Regions from separate parts of the Homo sapiens genome. Here regions 1, 3, 4 and 5 are each linked to region 2. Evidence: read pairs that join two places in POLR2A ChIA-PET (ENCODE). Cell type or tissue: CD4-positive, alpha-beta T cell. All regions are shown on one strand.

Region 1 (4,000 bases), 160 kb before region 2:
CCTGGGGTATGCCTCCCAGTTAGGCTACTCGGGGGTCAGGGACCCACTTGAGGAGGCAGTCTGCCCATTCTCAGATCTCAAGCTGCGTGCTGGGAGAACTACTACTCTCTTCAAAGCTGTCAGACAGGGACATTTAAGTCTGCAGAGGTTACTGCTGCCTTTTGTTTGTCTGTGCCCTGCTCCCAGAGGTGGAGCCTACAGAGGCAGGCAGGCCTCCTAGAGCTGTGGTGGGCTCCACCGAGTTTGAGCTTTCTGGCTGCTTTGTTTACCTTCTCAAGCCTCAGCAATGGCGGGCGCCCCTCCCCCAGCCTCGCTGCTGCCTTGCAGTTTGATCTCAGACTGCTGTGCTAGAAATGAGCGAGACTCCGTGGGCGTGGGACCCTCCGAGCCAGGCGTGGGATATAATCTCCTCGTGTGCTGTTTGTTAAGCCCATTGGAAAAGCTCAGTATTAGGGTGGGAGTGACCCGATTTTCCAGGTGCTGTCTGTCACCCCTTTCTTTGACTAGGAAAGGGAATTCCCTGACCCCTTGCACTTCCCAGGTGAGGCAATGCCTTGCCCTGCTTTGGCTCACGCACAGTGTGCTGCACCCACTGTCCTGCACTCCCCAGTGAGATGAACCCAGTACCTCAGTTAGAAATGCAGAAATCACCCGTCTTCTGCGTCGCTCATGCTAGGAGCTGTAGACTGGAGCTGTTCCTATTCGGCCACTGGCTCCTCCCCCATCTTGTCATTTTCTTACTCCAATATAGCTTTATTCCCATCACCTTCTCTGTGCTTTTACTAGTAAACATTATATTTTTCTATGTTATAGATTCTACAATACAATAATATACACATTGTTTTTTAAAGTTGCCTTTCAAATCAGTTAATAAAAGGGGAATAAATGTGAAAAAAAGAAAGAAGAAAAAGAAGAGAAAGAAAGAAAGAAGGAAGGAAGGAAGGAAAATTTTCTTATCTTGAAGTGTGATTGTATTCACAGCAACTCCTTCTTTTTCAACCTTAATGTCTGTTTCAACCTTAATGTCTCATTTTGAAATATATTTTCACTGAATATATTATTCTACAAATAGTATCTTACAATAGATTCTGTGCCTGGTAAAGGCTTACTCCTTGCTTCCAAGATGGTGCCTGTTTCCTGGTTTGAGGCAAAGTAACATTAGTAGTGAGAACTAAAATACAATCTAAAAGCTACTGGTGAGTTGGTAATAGGTAGTGCAGATGTTGACAAAACCATAGTTTTCTACTGTCAATAACAAACATGTTTCTATATTGCAACAAATAAAATGCTATAATGTAAATACTGAAGAGTGATCCCATTTATAATGAGTTGGGCCCTCTAGGAAAACTCTTGTCAAAGCAGCAATTCTCTACTTGCTGTGTGATTGTAAACTTGACTTTGGAACTGGCTCTTGTAATACAGTCTACTATAGCCTTCATACATATTACCACTGTATTCATACATATTACTACTGCAGGGGTTTGGAAATCAAGGGGACAAATTGTGGGGTGTTAAAAACCACAAACTTATTTCCAAACCTATGGCTTCAAATTTTACATACTTTGCTTGGTGCCCAGATAAAGAGCTGTACAATGTTTTTTCTGCATCCAGTGAGATGATCATGCAATTTTTGTCCTTCATTCTATTAATATGGTGTAATACATGACTGATACTTGCATACTGAACCTGTCTTGCAACAACTACTACATGTGCCCCCAGGTTATGTGTTAATAATGGGTGCGAGATTTTCCATTATACTAGCTCTATCTTGCACAAGAATATCACGCCATCAAATGCAGAAATCCTTAGTGAAAAATTCTGGACATAGTATTTCCAATAAGATCAATAACTTATCAAGCAGTTCTAAGTACCCTGTGAGGAGCCAATATTGCAATGACTTTTAGAACTCCAGTTAGAAGAAATGAACAAGTCGTTGATCTTAAGCTGCATGAGGAGGGGCCGCAGAGAATATGAAACTACAAGGGCAAATAACAAGCCATTTCCCAAAACATCCCCTAAGAACAAAGGAAGCATGAAGCCAGTCACTGCAAAACAGGAAACACACCCCAAAATTTGTTCTCTCAGCCAACATGAAGAGATTTTAAGATAGCGGGGAAAACATGAGAACCTAAGAAACTGAAAACAATCAAACAACTGAAATAACAAGCAGCAACTGGCAAACAGCTGGGAAAAAAAGCAGCTGTAGAAAATTCAAAAAGAGACAGCCCTTCTCCAGGAGCTAGAAGATTTAGAAATGAGTCTTTTAGATATTTAAAGAACATAAATTGCATGCCAGAAATCAGTGTAAATATATCTTCTCTTTAAACCTGATGGGGTACTCTAAACATTCTTACGCCCACACTTGATGATCATTTATAATGCATCCAATGTTCTGAATATATGGGGTTTTTAAATGTTTATTAAATGGACTTTTTCCACCTTTCAATATAATGTGGAAGGGGGTAGGAATGAGTTTTTTTAACCAAAGCTTGACAGACTAAAACAGAGATATTATTATCCACTAAAGAACAGACTCTCAAAGACACCAATAAAAGCATCTTACATTTTTTTAAAAGAGGAAGGAGCAAAAGGAAGAGTGATCAAAATCAGGAAGGAAGGCTGCATGCTGACTCTGCATGTTCTCTGCAGAATCTTCAGTAAAAGTTCCTGAAACTGAAACAACAGTAAAGGAAAAGTCAAATAGGAATAATTGTGTGTGTGAATACCAGGGTGTTTTTTTTTTTTTTTAAGTAACAGTAAAAACACCACATTTTAGGCTTTTGGAGTCTTGCACCAACAAAGAAACAGTGCATAATTCTGTAGGACTGAGGAGGTAAAGAAAAGGCTGAGGAAAAAGAGGACTCTTAGAAACAGTGGGGAAGATTTCAGGATTTTTCTTTCTTTTAAACTAGTACTATATTTATTCTTTTTCATTACCTTGTTCCTTTTTAAATTTTTATTTTTATTTCAATAGTTTTTGGGGTACAGGTGGTTTTTGGTTACATGGATTAGTTATGTAGTGGTGTTCTCTGAGATTTTAGTGCACCCATCACCCAAGCAGAGTACACAGGACCCAATGTATCATCTTTTATCCTTCATCCCCCTCCCAATCTTCCCCCCTCCCAGTTCCTCTGTCCATTATATCGGTCTCATGCCTTTGCATCCGCATAGCTTAGCTCCCACTAAGAAATGAGAAAATACACTATTTGGTTTTCCATTCCTGAGTTGTAAGTGGGATCTCCCAGGGCACCACTAGACAGGTCAAATAATGACATTGTTTTAGAAATGGGACTTTTAAGGGGCTCTAACTCCATTCAGCTGCCTTCAGTGGCTTCCAGGCTGCTAGTTTTCATAGTGATTTTAGTTTTTTGGTTTTCAAGGTTACTGCAGAGTGGGGGTAATGAGAAAGGGGCAGGTTGAAACATGACAGAACTCACTATTCTTACTATTTTTCTTGAATGAACACTCTCTATATTACTTCAAGCGTTGGGTTGATACACAGAGTTCTGAAAAACAAAAATAAAAACAAAAACAAAAAACAAAGAGTTGATTCTGACTATTTTTTGACAGTGTTCTCTATTTTTGTGGAGATTTTTGGAGGGCATTATTCTGCTATTCCCACTGACATCATCTCACAATTATATTTGTCTTATAAATATATAGCATTATGGTTGCAGTGTGAAAGGTAATTTGAGAGAAGCAAGCCTTGAAACAGGTTCAATCCAAAGAAGAAGTTGCAACAATCCAGTCCAGAAATGATGGTGACCATAACTCAAGTAGAGATAAGGAAAAAAAAAAGTGGATGCTCCAGAGAGATATGAAGCCTTTATAATACACAACTCTTTTATTATTTATTGGAAGAAAGAGTCAAGGCTTCTGGCATGGACAACTGGACAGATTATGGCACCATTTGCAAAATAGGAAACCCAGGAAGGAAGGGATGAACATCCAGTGGAGCCAAAGGTGGTGCCCGTGAGAACCTCATTACCCAGTGAAAACA
Region 2 (4,000 bases):
GTCGAGGAATTTATCCATTTCTTCTAGATTTTCCAGTTTATTTGCATAGAGGTGTTTATAGTATTCTCTGATGGTAGTTTGTATTTCTGTGGGATCGGTGGTGATATCCCCTTTATCATTTTTTATTGCATCTATTTGATTCTTGTCCCACCATTGTATGTTTGACGCTCATAATATACTTGATTTCACTGATTCACAACTGGTAAGCAATTTGCCTCAGAATGAATTGTACCTTAAGTCTCACCCATATCTGATTTAGATGATAATTAGATGAGACTTTGGAGTTACATTTTAAAATTGATGTTGGAACAAGATTTTTGAGGCTACTGGGATGAAAGTAATGTATTTTGCATGTGATAAGGGCATACATTTTGGGGAGCCAGGAACAGAATGTTATGGTCTAAATGATTATGTCCCCCCAAAATTCATATGTTGAAATCCTCACCCCCAATGTGATGGTATAAGGAGGTAGGCCCTAGGGAAGTGATTAGGTCATGGGGGCAGAAGCTCCAGAAATGAAATTAATGCCCTCATAAAAGAGGCTGAAGAGAGACCCCTGAATATACACATTCCACTGAATATATATATATATATATTCCAGTGGATAAAGATATATTTCATTTCCTTTAGGTATTAGTCCATTTGGGCTGCTATAAAAATACCATAAACTAGGTGGCTTATAAACGACTACATATATATTCCACTGAAATATATTTTTATCCATTGTGAATAATGCTGCAATGAGCATTATTATAGAAATATCTGCACTCCCAGGCTCACTGCAACATTATTCACAATAGCCAAGATATGGAAATAACCCAAGTGCGTCCATGGACAGATGAATGAATAAAGAAAATGCAGTGCATTATTAACATTCCATTAATAAAGGAACATTATTCAACCTTGAAAAAGAAGTAAATCTTGTCGTTTGCAACAATATCGATGAACCCAGAGGACAGTATGCTAAGTAAAGTAAGCTAAGCACAGAAAGACAGGCACTGCTTGATCTCACTTACATGTGGAATTTGATAAAGTAGAATGCACAGAAGCAAAGAATAGAATGTTGATTGCCAGGGACTGGGTGTTGGGGGAAATGGGGAAATGTTGGTCAAAGGGTACAAAACTTTAGTTATGCAGGATGAATAACCTCCTCTGGAGATCTAACATACAGCATGATGACTATACTTAATAATACTGTATTGCATTTTTGCAATTTGCTAAGAGAGTAGACCTTAAATGTTCTCACCACACCAAAGAAAATAGTAACCGAGAGGTGCTAGATGTGTTAATTACCTTTATTTCATTATTTCACAATGTGTGTATATATATATATATATTTAAAAATCACATTATATACATTAAACATATTTTATTTTTATTTATCAATGATACCTTAATAAAGCTAAGGGGAAGGAGGTATTTCTCTAACTATCTTTGCAAAATACAATTCATCCATTAACAAATCACAGTAAATTAGGAAGAATAAAACTTACATTTCGACAAAAACCTATGCCATATTTCTGAAAGCATCTTCCAAATCCTATTAAAAACATCTTTAAATATATTTCTCTCAGCTTCTTCCCTTATATTTTTTATTTTTTCATCATATTTTAATTTTAGTAATTTAATTTCTTTCTCCTTTTCTTCCTCTGATTTATGCTTATCCTCTTCTACTAGTTTAATTTCTTCATTTAATTGGTCAGTGTAGATTTTCCTCAAAACCTCTTCCCGTTGTTTCAGCCTTTCCTCTGTGTCCTTGTATATGTCATCAGAAAAGTAAGCCCCTTCGTTGCACTGCACCATTTTCTCTATCAGCTCCACCAACTCCTGCACTTGACTTTCCTTCTCTGCCTTACTGGTTTTCTTGCTGTTGCTAAAGGCACAGCAGCGGTTCCCGCACTCCTTGACGATGCTTTTTAGGCCCACATCCGCATCTGCTATGAAGTCATGGAAGCTCTGGCCCTCCAACTCTTCTTTGCGAGTGAACAAGATGACCATGTGCTTCATGGCTGACTTCCCAAAGACAGCCTTGATCAATGCAACGGTTTTCTGCTCCTCCTCTGTGTAGCGGCCCAGCAGCAGAACTAGGACAATAGCATGGGGCCCTGGGCAGGAGGAGATGATGCAGCGGCTGATTTCCTTGCAGGTGGTGTCCAGGCTCTCCTTGGTGTCAAAGAGCCCTGGAGTGTCTACAACAAGAAGGTCTCTCCCCTGCCATTCCCGGGATGCTTTTTGACAGTTCTTGGTAACAGCTTGGGCAGCAATTCTAGAATCAAAGATTTCCTCTCCAAGGATGGTGTTCGCTGTTGCACTTTTCCCACTTCCAGTTTTCCCTACCAGAACGATCCTCAGGGAGCGGTCCTCACTCTCAGCCATGCTCACGTCAGGAGGCTCTAGAACTTAGGCACGTACAAGACCTTAAGGAGGGGAAGATAGGGGAAAAAAAGCCAGTTTTAGTAAGTGAGATCCATTCCCAACCTTCTTTTCTGCTTTCTCTTTCTTCCTGAAAATTTGTAATATCCTATTATCCATATTAATCACAGTAAAGACAGAAATGAAATAGTCCGATTAATATGGAAGAAATAATAGAGAAAGCAGTTAAAGAGTTTCCCCACAAAGTAGTACCAGGTATAGATGGTTTCACAGGTGAATTCTATTAAACCTTTTAAGATCTGATGATCTCAAAGCTACCTAAAACTGCTCCTGGCCATATAAAAAGAAGGAAAAAGTTACTTTTTTTTTCTATGAAGCAAGTATATTGATTCCAAAGGCTGACAAATATTTCATCAATAAAGAAAACTAAAGATGTGTCTCATTTGTGAATACTAATATACAAATCCTAAATAAATTATTAGACACTAATAAATAATAGACTGTGATTAAGTGTGATTTATTTCAGAAATACTATGGTGGGTCAATATGAGAATGTTGATTGTTACAACACATCCCGTTAATAGGTTAAGAAGAAAATTAGCTAGATGCAGGAAAGATATTTGGCCAAATTTAACACTGATTCATGTTTACGGTAGTTTGTAGAACAGAAAAAATATCTATTTCTTTAACATGATTTTATACAAATATAATTTTTTCAATTTTGTCATCTTTTTTTCTGGAACTAAAATAGTTGATTATAAAGTTCATTCAGATGAAGGAAAATGCAAGTTAGCCTAGACAATCAAGGAAAAGAAGAACAGGGGAAGACTAGCTCTACCAGACAATTAAATATTATAATCTCTATAATTAAAGCAGTGTGATATTGGTGAGTGAATAGAGACAGGCCATGAAACAGAAACAGAGAATTCACAAATAGGCCATTGCTCATTTTATGTTCATTTATATTCCATTCAATTACATTAACTTACATTCTGTGAAGCAACACCTCATACCAATGGGAAAGATGATGGACACTTTTATTAGCAACACTGAAATAACTATACCACCATATAATTGGATGCAATTTTAAAGATAAAATTGCCTCCAATTCCTCATATCATACAAATTCCAAATAGATCAGAAATTTGAATGCAAAAACTATCCCATATAAATAATAAGAGAAACACGGGTAAATTTTTTGTAACCTGGGAGTGGGGAGGATGTTAATAACTAAGATTTAAAATAGTATAAGGAAAAGACTGATAAGTTTGATTACACAAAAATCCAAAAAATTATGTAAGGCATACAACACCATAGGCAAATTAAAACACAAATATCAAACTAGGAAAACATTTTTTCCGATTTATCTCAAAGAGGGCTACTTTTCCTACTGTATGAAGAATAGCTAAAAGTAAAGAAACAAAAGACCAATGACTTGATAGAAAATCGGGCAAGATATGAACCCACGGCCAAAGAAAAAAATATATAAATTATCCTTGAATACATAAAAAGATATCCAAGTTCATTCACAATAGAGAAAAATAATTAAAAACATAGAAAAAATAAAAAATTCTCAGAGATCACTATTTCTCTACTATAGGTATGGCAAAAATCCATTTCCCAGCAT
Region 3 (4,000 bases), 210 kb before region 2:
AAGGAATCTGAAATCTTATTAGAGAGACAAGACTTATGCAAATGAAAGACAATGAGTAAGGGTCCCAAATGAATGTTTTGGACAAGTGTATTTCATACACCCCATTGTAGAGCATCAAAACATGAAATAGAGTAGAATAGAAACTATCAAAATTAGTCACACAAAATATGAGTGTATGTAAGCTCTGGGAAGCAGTATAAAACTGAGGGTCATGGTAAAAAATACATGATAGCACAGTTTTAGACAATGTATTAAGCAGGATTTTGGGAAGAAAAGAGGTCAAAACGGACCAACCCCAAGGAGAAAGCCCTGAGGTGTGGAGTAGAACTTGGACATGTGATCAAGGTTGACTGGAGGTGGAGAAGGGGCCCTTTGAAGCGGTTATTTTAAAGGAAGCAGAGAGTATGTAGGTGTCAGGGCAGGACAGTGCCTAGAGCAGGTTTAAGAGCTTGTTGTCATGACCTCTGGAGTTGTCTGGGTAGCTGATGTCTAGTTGTCTAATTCCATAGCATTGCATTTAGAGTAGAACCTTCACCCATTTAGTTAGCTCAAAAGGCCAAGAGGGAGCAGCAGGACTGAATGCATGCCTTGACGCTCTCCTCTAGTTGTTTATTAGATGAGTTAGATGAGGTCCAGATGGGATGATAAGGTCCCTGAAGATTTCCTGGCTGGCACCATGGAGGACAGCTCCTGTTGCATCTGGAGTGGGGTGGACCCTCCTGAAAGCCTAATGAGACCCTCCTCTACCCTGACATTATCACCTGCAACTGAATGTCTCCTGGTGAGCATCTTGGGATCCACAAGCTGATATCTTCCTGTCACGAATAATGTTTCTGAGCTTGCTGAGGTGTACCCTCACCAGGCTGATTTCCTTTTGAGTCATTACATTGGAAATTCTCGGCCCTTGAGCTGTCTATCAATTATAGGTTTGTTGAGATATTTTCCCCCTCACCCTTCAGAGGGGAGACAAAGAGCCCCCCAAAACCCCAAGGTGGCTCGAGGCCTGAGATCAGTTGCATCTGAGGTTGAGAGCAGCCTCTTCTGTTTACACACTATGTTGTGACAAATGTTACCATGTGGACATCGACATGAAAAAGTTGGGAAGCTCTACTTTTGATGAAAAAAATATAATATACAAAGTCCTGCTGTCTGGGTCTTGCTTTCCTTCTGTCTGAAATTACTATTGACATTTGACATCATGGGGTATCAGAGTTACCAACAGGCACATCTGTAGGACTGGCCCAGGCTTCTTGGGGTGCACATTGTCTTTTAACATATCCCACCCCAAGATCTCTGGTTCCTCCTCTCCTGAAGCTATCAGACCTCCTCTCCTGAAGCTATCAGGAGATTCTGTCAGATTCTGCCCCAAGCAGTGCTCCCAAGCTGCCCCACCGTCTCTGTCAAGGCCAGGTTTTCCCAGATCCAGGACATGGGGTTCCTGGCCTGGGGATGCTTCTGTATCCTGGGAGCCTAAGCAAGGACCACAGTGGCTGCCTATTTGCTTTTTCAGAGAAGGGAAAACACAGCAAGAGCAATGATAAAAAGTGGAGGCAAAGCTGAATGTGTGAAGGCAGTTGATTTGCACAAGAAGTGTTAGAAACAGTTCAGTGACAACATTAGAAGTCATACCTCCTGTGGCTTTTCTATGAAAACTACAGCCTGTGCTGCCATAAGCCTCATGGAGACTTGCATGTACACGTCTGCCATTTGAGTTTAACCCAGTGAATAACTGAGTTGTGTGGAAGGGAAAGGAAAAAGGCACAGGCACAGAAGGTGAGAGCTAGAAGAATCTTGGGGATCATGTAAACTAGTCCTTTCCTCCCCCATATTACAGATAAGGAGACTGCAGTCTAGAGAAACCGTTTTCAGAAGACCACATTAGTTAATTTTAGTATATGGCGTGAGATATAAATCAAGATTTTTTTTGCAAATATATGTCCAGTTTTTCATTCCATCAACTTATCTTGCAGGGAGTATCCTTTTTTATTAAATTACTTTGGTACCCTTTCAAAAATTAATTGATCATATATATATGTCTATTTCTGAACTGTATTCTGTTCCATTGATCTTTATGTCTGATTTTCACCAGTACCTCACCGTTATGATGATGGCAGCTATATATAAATCTTGTGATCAGGAAGTGGAAATTCTCTTTTTCTTTTTCAAAATGGTTTTGGTTTTTAAATATAAATTTTAGAATCAGCTTGAAAAATATATAAGAAAATCCTTCCAGATTTTGATTGTGATTGCATGACTCTACAGATTCATTTGGAAATAACTGATATCTGAATAATATTGAATCTTCTGATTCATGGACATGGCATAATATTGTTCCAGTTATTTAGGTCTTGTTTGATTTTCCTCATCAATGTTTTGTAGTTTTCAGTGTAAAAACCTTAGATTAATCCCAATATTTTATAATTTTAATGGTACTATAAAAGGTATTGATGATTTAATTTCAGTTTCCAGTCATTCATTACAAGTATGCAAGAACATAATTGATTTTTGTTTGTTGACCTTGTATTTTCTGACCTTGTTAATTTATTAGTTCTAGAATTTTTTCTTGATTGAGATTTTCTTCATAGAAAATTATGTCATCTGCAAATAAAAACAGTTTTTATTCTGTTCTTTCCAATCTGTGTGCTTTTAATTTCTTTTCTTTGCCTCCTTTCACTGGCAGGATCTCTATCAAAACATTAAATTGGAGTGGCAATGAGGGACATTCTGGCCTTTTCCTGAACTTAAGGGAATGTATCCAGTCTTGTACCTTCCGTATTCTTACGGTTTTCTGTCTACATGTTTTATTGATTACTGAGAAAGAAGGTTTAAAGTATCCAAGTATAATTTTGGATTTGTCTATGTATCTTTTTGGTTTCTTTAGTTTTGCTTCATGTATTTTGAAGCTCTGTTTTTAGGTGCAAATATTCTAAGGATTCTTATATTTTTCTGATACATTAACACATTTATCATCATATAATGTCCATCTTTATCCTTGACAATATTCCTTGCTCTGTGGACTACGGATCTATGTTATATTAATGTAGGTTCTCCAGCTTTTTTTTGATGAGTGTTTTCATGATGTTTATTTCCTCATTCTTTTAAGCCATCTCTATGACTGTGATAGGCAGAATTCTAAGGTGGGCTCCAAGATTCCCATAAACTAGTATACATGCCCTGGATAATCTCTTCTTCTTTAGTGTGGGAAGACCTGTGAATAGAATGAATGACATTCCTATGATTGGTTTACATGGTAGAAGTGAAGGGATTTTGCAAATTTAATTAAAGTCTCTAATCAGCTAGTTTTGCATTAGTTAAAGGGGAGATTATTCTGGGTAGGTCTCACCTAATTAAAAGAAGCCTTAAGAGCAAGAGATACTTCCAGCTTTTAAGAAAGAAAACATTCATGCTTTAAACTGCCTGTGAATATATGGAGAGGGGCAGCCTCTAGGATCTACCCACAACAACAGTCTTTCAACCACAAACAACTGAATTCTGCCAACAACCCGAATGAAGTTGGAAAAGGACCCTGAGCTCCAAATGGCAGCATGGGTAAGACTTCGATTTCAGCTTCACAAAACCCTGAGTCGAGGATCCATCTAAGCCATGTCTGGATTCCTGTGCTAGGCTGTTTTTGCATTGCTATAGAGAAATACTGAGACTGAGTAATTTATAAAGAAAATACATTTATTTTGGCTCACAGTTTGCAGGCTGTGCAGGAAGCACAGTGCTGGCATCTTCTTCTGGTGAGGGCCTCACAGTGCTGGCATCTTCTTCTGGTGAGGGCCTCAGGAGGCTTCCAATCATTGTGGAAGACAAAGGGGAGCCTGCATGTCACACGATGAGAGTAACAGCAAAGTGTGGGGGAGGTGCTACACACTTCCAAATAACCAGGTCTCACTCACTGCAGTGAGGACAGCACCAATCCTTCTATGAAGGATCCACTCCCATGACCCAAACACTTCCCACCAGGTCCTGCCTCTAACATTAGAGATTACATTTC
Region 4 (4,000 bases), 200 kb before region 2:
ATTCTATATCACTGACATAAGCTAGAGATATCAGGGGATTCAGCAGCTGGGGGAAGATTAGGTAAACCCTCAGAACCAGAAAATGTGCCCAGTGACTTAGGCACCCACCTTCAAGTGGCTGACCTGGGAAGAAAGAAGAAAATTGGGATTTTTCTTTTGGAAATTGAACAGATCTCCCAAGTAGATCTGGAGGGCCCCTAACTCTGTTTTCTTAAAATCAAATAATTTGGTTTGTTTAGAGATGTCTAAATACGATATCTGTGCTGGAGAGACTTGAACACTTCCCTTCAACTCCTGAAGTTGCTTCCCCTCCAAATGTGATTATGCTGAAATCTAACATTGTGTAATACAGCTAAACCCTCTGTGATCCAGTTTGCCTAATCACACAAGCTCCTGAACACAAATTCACTTCTCCCTGCATCTATGTCTCCAGCCTCATTCCCAGACAATACCCCACTCGGTCAGCTACTTCACAATCAGCAGATTTCAGGGCCTTTCCAACCCACTCGGCTTCCCCTCCTAGGACTATTGATCCTCCCCGACCATCTGTCTGTGCCTCACCATCCATGTCAAACTTGTTGTGTCTTGCACCCTGGTCACTTGGATACCTGTGTTCTCTCCCATTGGCACCACACATGAAGGAGGGGCAGAGAGAGAGGCTGGCTGAGTAACTTGTCTTTGATTGAAGGACTTGGAGAACAGATTTGCCTCATATTAAATCTAGAGCTGTTTCTGTTTCTGCAGGAACTCTACTGGCCCTCCCCAAAGCCTTCAATAAAATTCACTCCATGGGCCTTATGTGATTAATTATTTTGCATGTAGGAATGAACAGATGATCATAAATGACATCAAAGCAGAAATGAAGAAACAGTTGCAAGATTCAGAGAAAAGAATTTAGATGAAGCAAAATGTCCTTGTCAACCAAGAAAATGAGAATTTCTTTTTCCAGTGCTGCAGAATTCTGGATAGGCCTTTGGAATTTTCCATAGTTTAGAAGAGGGGTTGAAATGATTTTAAATAGTTTTTTTTTTTAAAGGAAAGTAAGACCCAGCTGAACTCTGAGGTGACAAATGGCCCTTAATCATTGAGGAATGTACACTTATAGAATCCTGTATTCCTAACACTTTAAGAGACCGCAAAGTTTATTGAGTTCTTCACCGCTCAAATGTGCTGCTTCTCAGAATTACTTGAATGTTCTTTAAAAATGTACATCTCTTGGATCCATCCTGAGATTCTGATTCATGAATTAAATGTTTCTGATGTCCACAGCTCAGAACTTGGACATCAGTCATTTTTGCAACCCCCTTTATTGTACAGATGGGAATTTGAGGTGTCCCCGTGGCTGGAGCAGGAGAAGCTTGAATTAAGGGAGCAGATGTTTAAGGGGCCATGCAGGGAAAGGGGTTGAAGACCAAGATATTAATCTCAGATGTCTCCTCAGGGGCCCCTTCTGTGGACAGTGAGGAGGAGAGTTCAAATGTACCCAGTCTTGTCACGTCGTAACTCACTCCGAGGTTAGATGGCTTATGGGGCCATAGAAATATCTTTTGCCTTTGCTCAATAGGGAGCTTGAGGAATGTTTAATGCCTTTCAAACTGTATTTTATTCCTGGAGGTGGTTCCAGCACACTCTTTTCTTACTTTGTTAAGGGAATGTGGGAGGAGACAGATTTCACTCCCCACCAAGAACGTGTGTGCTCCAGAGCTGGAGAAGATGATCCTAAAATTTCCTCTGAACTTTGCCTACTTAAAAACCTGGAAGTATGTCCTTGATTGTTCCAGATCTTGCTCGCCTGCATGATGCCTTGTAGAATGCAAGTGTTCAGGCAGTAAACACTCTAGGAATCATGTTCTTTCTGGTTCTCAGAGCACCCCCAGCCCCCGCCACTCCCAGGCTCAGGCTCACCTTTCCTGGTGACAGGCTCTGAAGTTGGCCACAAGAAGCCCCAACCTGCTGCTTTCCCTTCGGCTGTGAGTGCAGAAGGCTGTTTCCTCTCGGCACACGGAGGAAATCACTCAGACTTCAGAAATCAGGAAGCTCAGGGTGGGCCCCATGGTTATGGTTTAAAGAGACAGAAACATTTCCCATTGAGCTGTGGGTTGGCAATACTTCTCCTACCGACTCTACTTTCTGCTGTGACTGAGGTTATGTGTCTCCAGCAGGGCCTCATGATGTCAAATATCTTGCCATGCTCTAAGAAGGGAGGGATGTTGTAGTCTCTGAGGCCTGACTGTACTTCTAAAATTGATTACTGAGCTAATCTTCAGTTGCCTTTGCCCTATAGGGACATTTCCCCATATAAAATAGGCCCAGAGAGTCTCCTGCCCCGGAACAAATAACGTAATAGCTGTTCTCATCATCTGTCCATTAATTAGACATTCATGTGGCCAGTGCCAGCCCCAGATCCAGTCTGCCAGAAAAACCTGAAGGCAAAGTCTTATCATTCTCTGAGAGAGGAGGGCTTTCCCAGCTATTGAAGGACTTGAGGGTGAACTGGTATGTTGAGGATGAACACCTTCGCACTATCTTCAATTTAGCCTTATTAGGAGGCTTTAGTCTAGTCGTCTATGTTGGTATCACCAGTTCTAGTTATTCTATCTTCTCTCAAGAGCATCATGAGGTCAGCAAAAAAGCGAATCACTGGGTGGTAAGAAGGCTACAGAGGAGCAGGCTGCATATCTGGTTAGGTCATTAACCAGCTATAGGACCTCACCTAACTCATTTAAACTTTCTGGAGTTGGCTTTCTGGAGTATATGGGGAAGACAATAACCCGAGTCTTACCCTACTGGATAGGATCTGCTTTTTAACCTCTTTCATGCCAGACCACTTTTTTTCTGGTAGGGAAGAGACCCAGCTTTTACTGTTTCCCATCTTTTTGGGGGCACAGAGTCTCCTGGATATCTGACATGTCCACTGTTTCCATTCATCATTGCTGAAACAGGGAGCCTGTCATTCTCCCAGTAGACCGGCAGGGCTGGGGCTATTGTGAGGCAGGTGGGGCATCTAGAGCACACAGCTTAAGGAGGCACTCACTCTCAGGTCACCCAAGTGCAGATCTTGTAGGTGGGTGACCCTGGGAGTGAGTGTTTTCTTAAGAGTGAGGTGCCTAGGGCTTCTCACTAGCCTCATCCTAGCCCAAGCCACATAGATCAGCTTTGAATAAGTCTTTGATACTTGACGTGTACCTTTCATAAAGACGCTTTCAGAGCCTCTTCAACAGCTCCGGGCCATTTATTGTTTCCATGCATGTGTATGATGTCTTACTTCAGCCACTCATAACTCTCTGTCAGAGGGTTTATCTGACTACAAAAGTATATGTAGGTAATGCATGCAGCAGCCTGAAGTTGTCAGAGCTGATATCCTAGGAGCAGATTTCAATCAATGTCAGTTAGGACTTATGGATAAACACCACAACTTATCAAGTTGTCCACCACGTGAGACAACTCTGTGATGTACTGCATACAAATTGCTGAGTCCCCAGCAGGACTGAGACCCAGTTGTCTGCAGTGGGAACATCCTCATCACCGTATACAGTGGTAATGTGCTCATTAATGCAACTTGCATTGGCTACTATCCCTTCCCGTCCCACATTTCCACTTTCCTACTGGTGCTTTCTGGGATCTTCTTCCTATTGAAAAGTAACCGTTTCTGTCTTTATTTTCCTCTACATTTCTATTAGCTCTTGATTATGTCTCACTGTCTCTGGGCTTTGTTGCCTATTATTATTCATTGATACTTACTATCAGTTGTGGAAACCCAGGTGAAGCTCAGACCCTGACTACACTTGAGTCTCAGAATTATATCTAGAACTCCGGCTTCCTTTTGTACCCTGTATTAATGCTTCCTTCCTCTCTTTCCAGTCTTTGCATGTTCATTGTTTTCTTCCGTATCCTTATAAATGCAGTGAAGAAAATGTATTAGTCCGTCCTCACGCTGCTTTAAAGAAATACCCGAGATTGGGTAATTTATAAAGAAAAGAGATTTAATTGGCTCACGGTT
Region 5 (4,000 bases), 170 kb before region 2:
GGTGGTGTGTGCCTTTAGTCCCAGCTACTTGGGAGGCTGAGGCAGGAGAATCACTTGAACCTGGGAGGTGGAGGTTGCAGTGAGCCGAGATTGCGCCACTGCACTCCGGCCTGGGTGACAGAGAGAGACACTGTCTCAAAACAAACAAACAAACAAACAAACAAAGAAAACAAAACCCCACAATTTTCAGCTGCTGGTGGTGGTAGCTGTGGGAGTTAGAATAAGATCCTTCACCCTTGTTTATTTTGCCCCAACATCATCAGAAGAGCCAAACACACACACACACACACACACACACACACACACACACACACACACACACGTGAAGTCACCTTCTTACCCCAGTGACTGTGTTCATTTTGGTCCATTGGTGTTCCTGAGAAACAGAGAGACAAGAAACTTATTTTTCAGTTCTAAATCATGAAAAATTCTTATATTTCTTTTCTTTTCTTTTTCTTTCTTTCTTTTTTTTTTTTTTTTTTTTGAGACACAGTTTCACTCTGTCACCCAGGCTGGAGTGCAGTGGTGCGATCTCGGCTCACTGCAACCTCCACATCCTGGGTTCAAGTGATTCTCCTGCCTCAGCCTCCCGAGTAGCTGGGATTATGGGTGTGCACCACCATGCCCATCTAATTTTTGTAGTTTTAGTAGAGACAGGGTTTCACCATGTTGGCCAGGCTGGTCTCAAACTCCTGACCTCAAATGATCCACCAGCCTCGGCCTCCCAAAGTTCTGGAATTAAAAGCGTGAGCCATCACACTAGGCCAAGATCCTTATATTTCTAAACAACCATGTTTCATTTGTCTACTCATAAGGGACAAGGTGGGTGGGAAAGGAATGACTTCCTACTTTACAGAGAACTGGAATCACTTGCTGAGGGGCTGAGAAGTGGGTTTCATTTGTAAGCCTCATGCCCAGCTCTCTCTCGCTTTCTTCCTCCCGTCCTCTCACAGATCAGCCCGGCTCCCTTCTGTTTTTGTTTTGCCTGCACACTCTTCGCTTCTGTCAGCTTTCTCTGTAGGTGTGCCTTCCCTTACACCTTAGGCTCAGTCCTCCCTTTCCCTCTCTTTCTTTTCCCACCTTGCCTCCTTCCCTCCTCTACTCTCTCCAAACCTCCTCCCTCATGTTGAGTCTTTGCTGAGAGACTCAGTGAATGAAGATTATGACTCTGGGAAACCGTGCAGTCCTTTAAGCTGGAAATACACTTCACTTGATCCATTAATGGCTTGAATTTTTCTCATTCCCCAACAGCCCCTGGTTATGAAGCCCTTGCAATGTAGGAACTACTATGGAGTGAGAAATATCGGTACGTTTTCATCAGCTAGTTTCTCTTGCTTAAATCTGGCAGGCATAGACCAAGCGTACAAGCACAGAAAACTGAAAGCCACCGATTAATGCCCAAATTCTTCCCAGTTAGCACTTTTTATTGACTTTATACTATGGAAATTCTTTCTTTGCCAGTAATGTGTAAAGTAAATTACATCGGTTTCCTGTAAACTGGCTCCACTTAAGGAAAAGGCAGTCACTCTAAATTGCTTCTCTTAAAATAGGACAAATTTGTTCTAAGAAAAATGAAAATGTTTGTGCATGGCTTGGGACCTAGAAATCAACACTGCAGAACTTTTCGTAAATCTGGGCTTACCTGATTTACTGTTCAAAGAAACAGTTGGCTCCCTGTTCAGTCCTGTTGTCTTATAGCTCAGCTCCAAGAGAAAAAGAAAGTAAAACCGAGACTCCAGTCGGTCTTCTTCCTCTCTTGAATCTTCCTGAGCTTCCTGACTGCTAATGAACGCCACCACGTGCCTGTGTTTGAAATTCTCTTTCATGCCATTATGCAAAATAAACAGTTTAAATGGAAAGTTAATCAGTAGTTATTTGCTGTCATGTGGGCCAACTGTCTCTTCTTCTCAAAAGTGAAAAAAGAGTGTTTTAATGATTTCATCTGGACTGGAAAGAAAGGCATGAATGCCAAGGAAGTTGGTGGATTTCAGTCCTTCCCAGCTGGGATATGTCCCAACAGTTAGAAGTTTGTCTAGATGCAAATGGCCCCCTGAGAAGGGCTTAAACCTCATTGACACCAGCAGCAGGGATTGTTCTAAAGCAGATGCCACTGGGAGAGAAGAGGAGCCTCTGATAGGCACTGCCCAGGGGAAGAAGGGCACAGAAAGGGGAACCTGAGAGGGGACATTTTTGTCTGAGTCTGATTGTAAGGATCATTAACCATCAAAACATTTTTACATAACTCATTCATGGCTTCTAGGATTCTGGGCCTTTCTTCCCTGTCCAGCTCTGTAATTTCAGAGAACCTCCCTGTGGGGAGAAATTGTCTAGGAAATGTCTATAGTAATACTCTGGAGTGTTGGCTGGGTCAAATGGTATTTCTAGTTCAAGATGCCTGAGGAATCGCCACACTGACTTCCACAATGGTTGAACTAGTTTACGGTCCCACCAACAGTGTAAAAGTGTTCTTATTTCTCCACATCCTAGCATTTAAAACATTTCCTTTTGATTGTCTTGGAGTTTCCAGGTTTATCATAGACTCAGTTGCAAATAGTGATAATTTTCCCTCCTTGTTTCCAAAAATATCTTATGTTGCTTTCTCTTGTATAATTACAATTGCTTGCTACCTTTTCAAAAGTGAGTTAATGTGCTTTTATTATTTATTTACCTGTAGGGCACCTAATATCTTATCATTAATATTGATGTTGGTTATTGGAAATTAATTAGTTTATTTTAAAATCAGTGTGGCTATACTTTGCTTAGTCCTATTTCATTAAAGTCTTTTATCTGTGGTATAAATTTAGAAAATTTTATTTTGACGTTGACTGATATAATTCCATGTCTTTTTCCTTTTGACCTACTAATATTGCAAATTACATCACTGCGTTTCCTAACATAAGTGATATGTACATGTACATGTGCAAAGGTTTGGGTTCCTAGGAATACAGACTGTTGAGATGAAGATAAAATGGATGAAGGAAGTTTATTAGGGAATCTTCTCAGGAAATGTGCTAGAGGGAGAAGGGAAGAACCCAGGATTAGGCAGGGAGAAGTGAGACTGAGATGTAGTCACAACAAATATAGACTCTACAGGGAGTTCTAAAGTTTGGTTGGACTTTCAGAATGAAGGAGAGTGAGCAGAACTTTATAATCCCCATCGGATGCAAACTTCCTCTGGAAAAGACACTTGACTTACATAGGGCATCTCTCTTCAGCATAAGCTAATTTCTGGACAGGTCTGACGGCTCAACAGCTGAGAGCTAACAACTGGTCTCACTCCCAGCAACTGGAGATAGGTCCTTCTGTTTTTGCACTGTTCCTCTAGGTTTGGAGATGCAAATATTGCTTCTCCTGCTTCATCTTTTAGATCATCTGTAGAGACTTCCAAGCACAGTTTTAAATATCTCCCTCATGAAATTTCTTGTTCAAGCCTTCTCACTCCTGTCCCTTCTGAACATGAGCATACATGGAACATTTCCCCTATGTCCCATGGTTCTAGTAAGTGATGTGACTACAGCCTTAAAGGAGGAGTAAGATAGATGTTGGGAGGAGGTGAGGAAGGAGAGGGCAGGGGCTGAGTAGAGGTGCATGTTTTAGAGTACTATGACATTTTAAAATTCATTTTATTCCCATGGTTCAAGGCAATTTTGGAAAATGGGTCAAGCCGAAAGAATAGACCACAGATTTCCTGCAGTCATATTGAGATGTATTTGACAATTGTTCTGTGGTTTCTTGTAAAGTGTTTATTTATAAAGCAGTACTGTTCAATAGAGAATTCTGTGATGGACATGTTTACTGTCTGCCCTGTCCAATATGGCAGCCACTAGCACATGTGGCTGTTGAGCACTAGCAAGGTGGCCAATGTGATGGAGAAACTGAATTTTACATTTTAATTTTAAATCATATAATTAAACGGCCACATGTGGCTAGTGGTTACCGTTTTGAACAGTGCAATTATAGAGTATATCATTCTCAATAAGATGATACAAAACATTGTGTA

The links. Peaks named below come from ENCODE experiments on the same cell type or tissue, not always from the same donor. Only the 100,000 strongest peaks of a DNase experiment are listed, where the experiment ranks them.
Region 1: POLR2A ChIA-PET joins it to region 2 with 11 read pairs; 8 of 35 experiments call an interaction of 5 or more read pairs at or near these places.
Region 3: POLR2A ChIA-PET joins it to region 2 with 11 read pairs; 7 of 35 experiments call an interaction of 5 or more read pairs at or near these places.
Region 4: POLR2A ChIA-PET joins it to region 2 with 31 read pairs; 7 of 35 experiments call an interaction of 5 or more read pairs at or near these places.
Region 5: POLR2A ChIA-PET joins it to region 2 with 22 read pairs; 6 of 35 experiments call an interaction of 5 or more read pairs at or near these places.

Annotation. Positions count from the first base shown.
Region 1 is chr7:150,675,096-150,679,095 of GRCh38, reverse strand. All of the region lies in intron 2 of LOC124901774 (a long non-coding RNA gene), which reads left to right. It also overlaps the pseudogene EIF2AP3. Among named protein-coding and RNA genes, the nearest start is that of GIMAP2, 8.6 kb to the left of the region's middle. In CD4-positive, alpha-beta T cell, no CTCF peak of the experiment used is centred here; a DNase peak (open chromatin) is centred at 2,035; H3K4me3 peaks cover 1,048 bases; H3K27ac peaks cover 3,085 bases.
Region 2 is chr7:150,518,351-150,522,350 of GRCh38, reverse strand. It overlaps GIMAP7 (GTPase, IMAP family member 7), which reads right to left. Exons shown (of 2, transcript NM_153236.4): 2 at 1,278-2,417. The coding sequence starts at 2,376. The coding sequence ends at 1,474. Among named protein-coding and RNA genes, the nearest start is that of GIMAP7, 5.5 kb to the right of the region's middle. In CD4-positive, alpha-beta T cell, no CTCF peak of the experiment used is centred here; a DNase peak (open chromatin) is centred at 1,960; H3K4me3 peaks cover 3,904 bases; H3K27ac peaks cover 3,201 bases.
Region 3 is chr7:150,729,730-150,733,729 of GRCh38, reverse strand. All of the region lies in intron 2 of GIMAP1-GIMAP5 (GIMAP1-GIMAP5 readthrough), which reads right to left. Among named protein-coding and RNA genes, the nearest start is that of GIMAP5, 5.7 kb to the left of the region's middle. RefSeq lists an enhancer at 211-350. In CD4-positive, alpha-beta T cell, no CTCF peak of the experiment used is centred here; DNase peaks (open chromatin) are centred at 409 and 1,639; H3K27ac peaks cover 2,798 bases.
Region 4 is chr7:150,714,596-150,718,595 of GRCh38, reverse strand. GIMAP1-GIMAP5 (GIMAP1-GIMAP5 readthrough) reads right to left here and starts at 1,983. Exons shown (of 5, transcript NM_001303630.2): 1 at 1,906-1,983. It overlaps GIMAP1 (GTPase, IMAP family member 1), which reads right to left and starts at 1,983. Exons shown (of 3, transcript NM_130759.4): 1 at 1,906-1,983. In CD4-positive, alpha-beta T cell, no CTCF peak of the experiment used is centred here; DNase peaks (open chromatin) are centred at 2,045, 2,581 and 2,995; H3K4me3 peaks cover 3,691 bases; H3K27ac peaks cover 3,849 bases.
Region 5 is chr7:150,683,428-150,687,427 of GRCh38, reverse strand. It overlaps GIMAP2 (GTPase, IMAP family member 2), which reads right to left and starts at 1,722. Exons shown (of 3, transcript NM_015660.3): 1 at 1,643-1,722; 2 at 341-376. The coding sequence starts at 368. LOC124901774 (a long non-coding RNA gene) reads left to right here. Exons shown (of 4, transcript XR_007060589.1): 2 at 1,252-1,306. RefSeq lists an enhancer at 1,648-1,847. In CD4-positive, alpha-beta T cell, no CTCF peak of the experiment used is centred here; DNase peaks (open chromatin) are centred at 297, 927, 1,757 and 2,117; H3K4me3 peaks cover 2,529 bases; H3K27ac peaks cover 3,931 bases.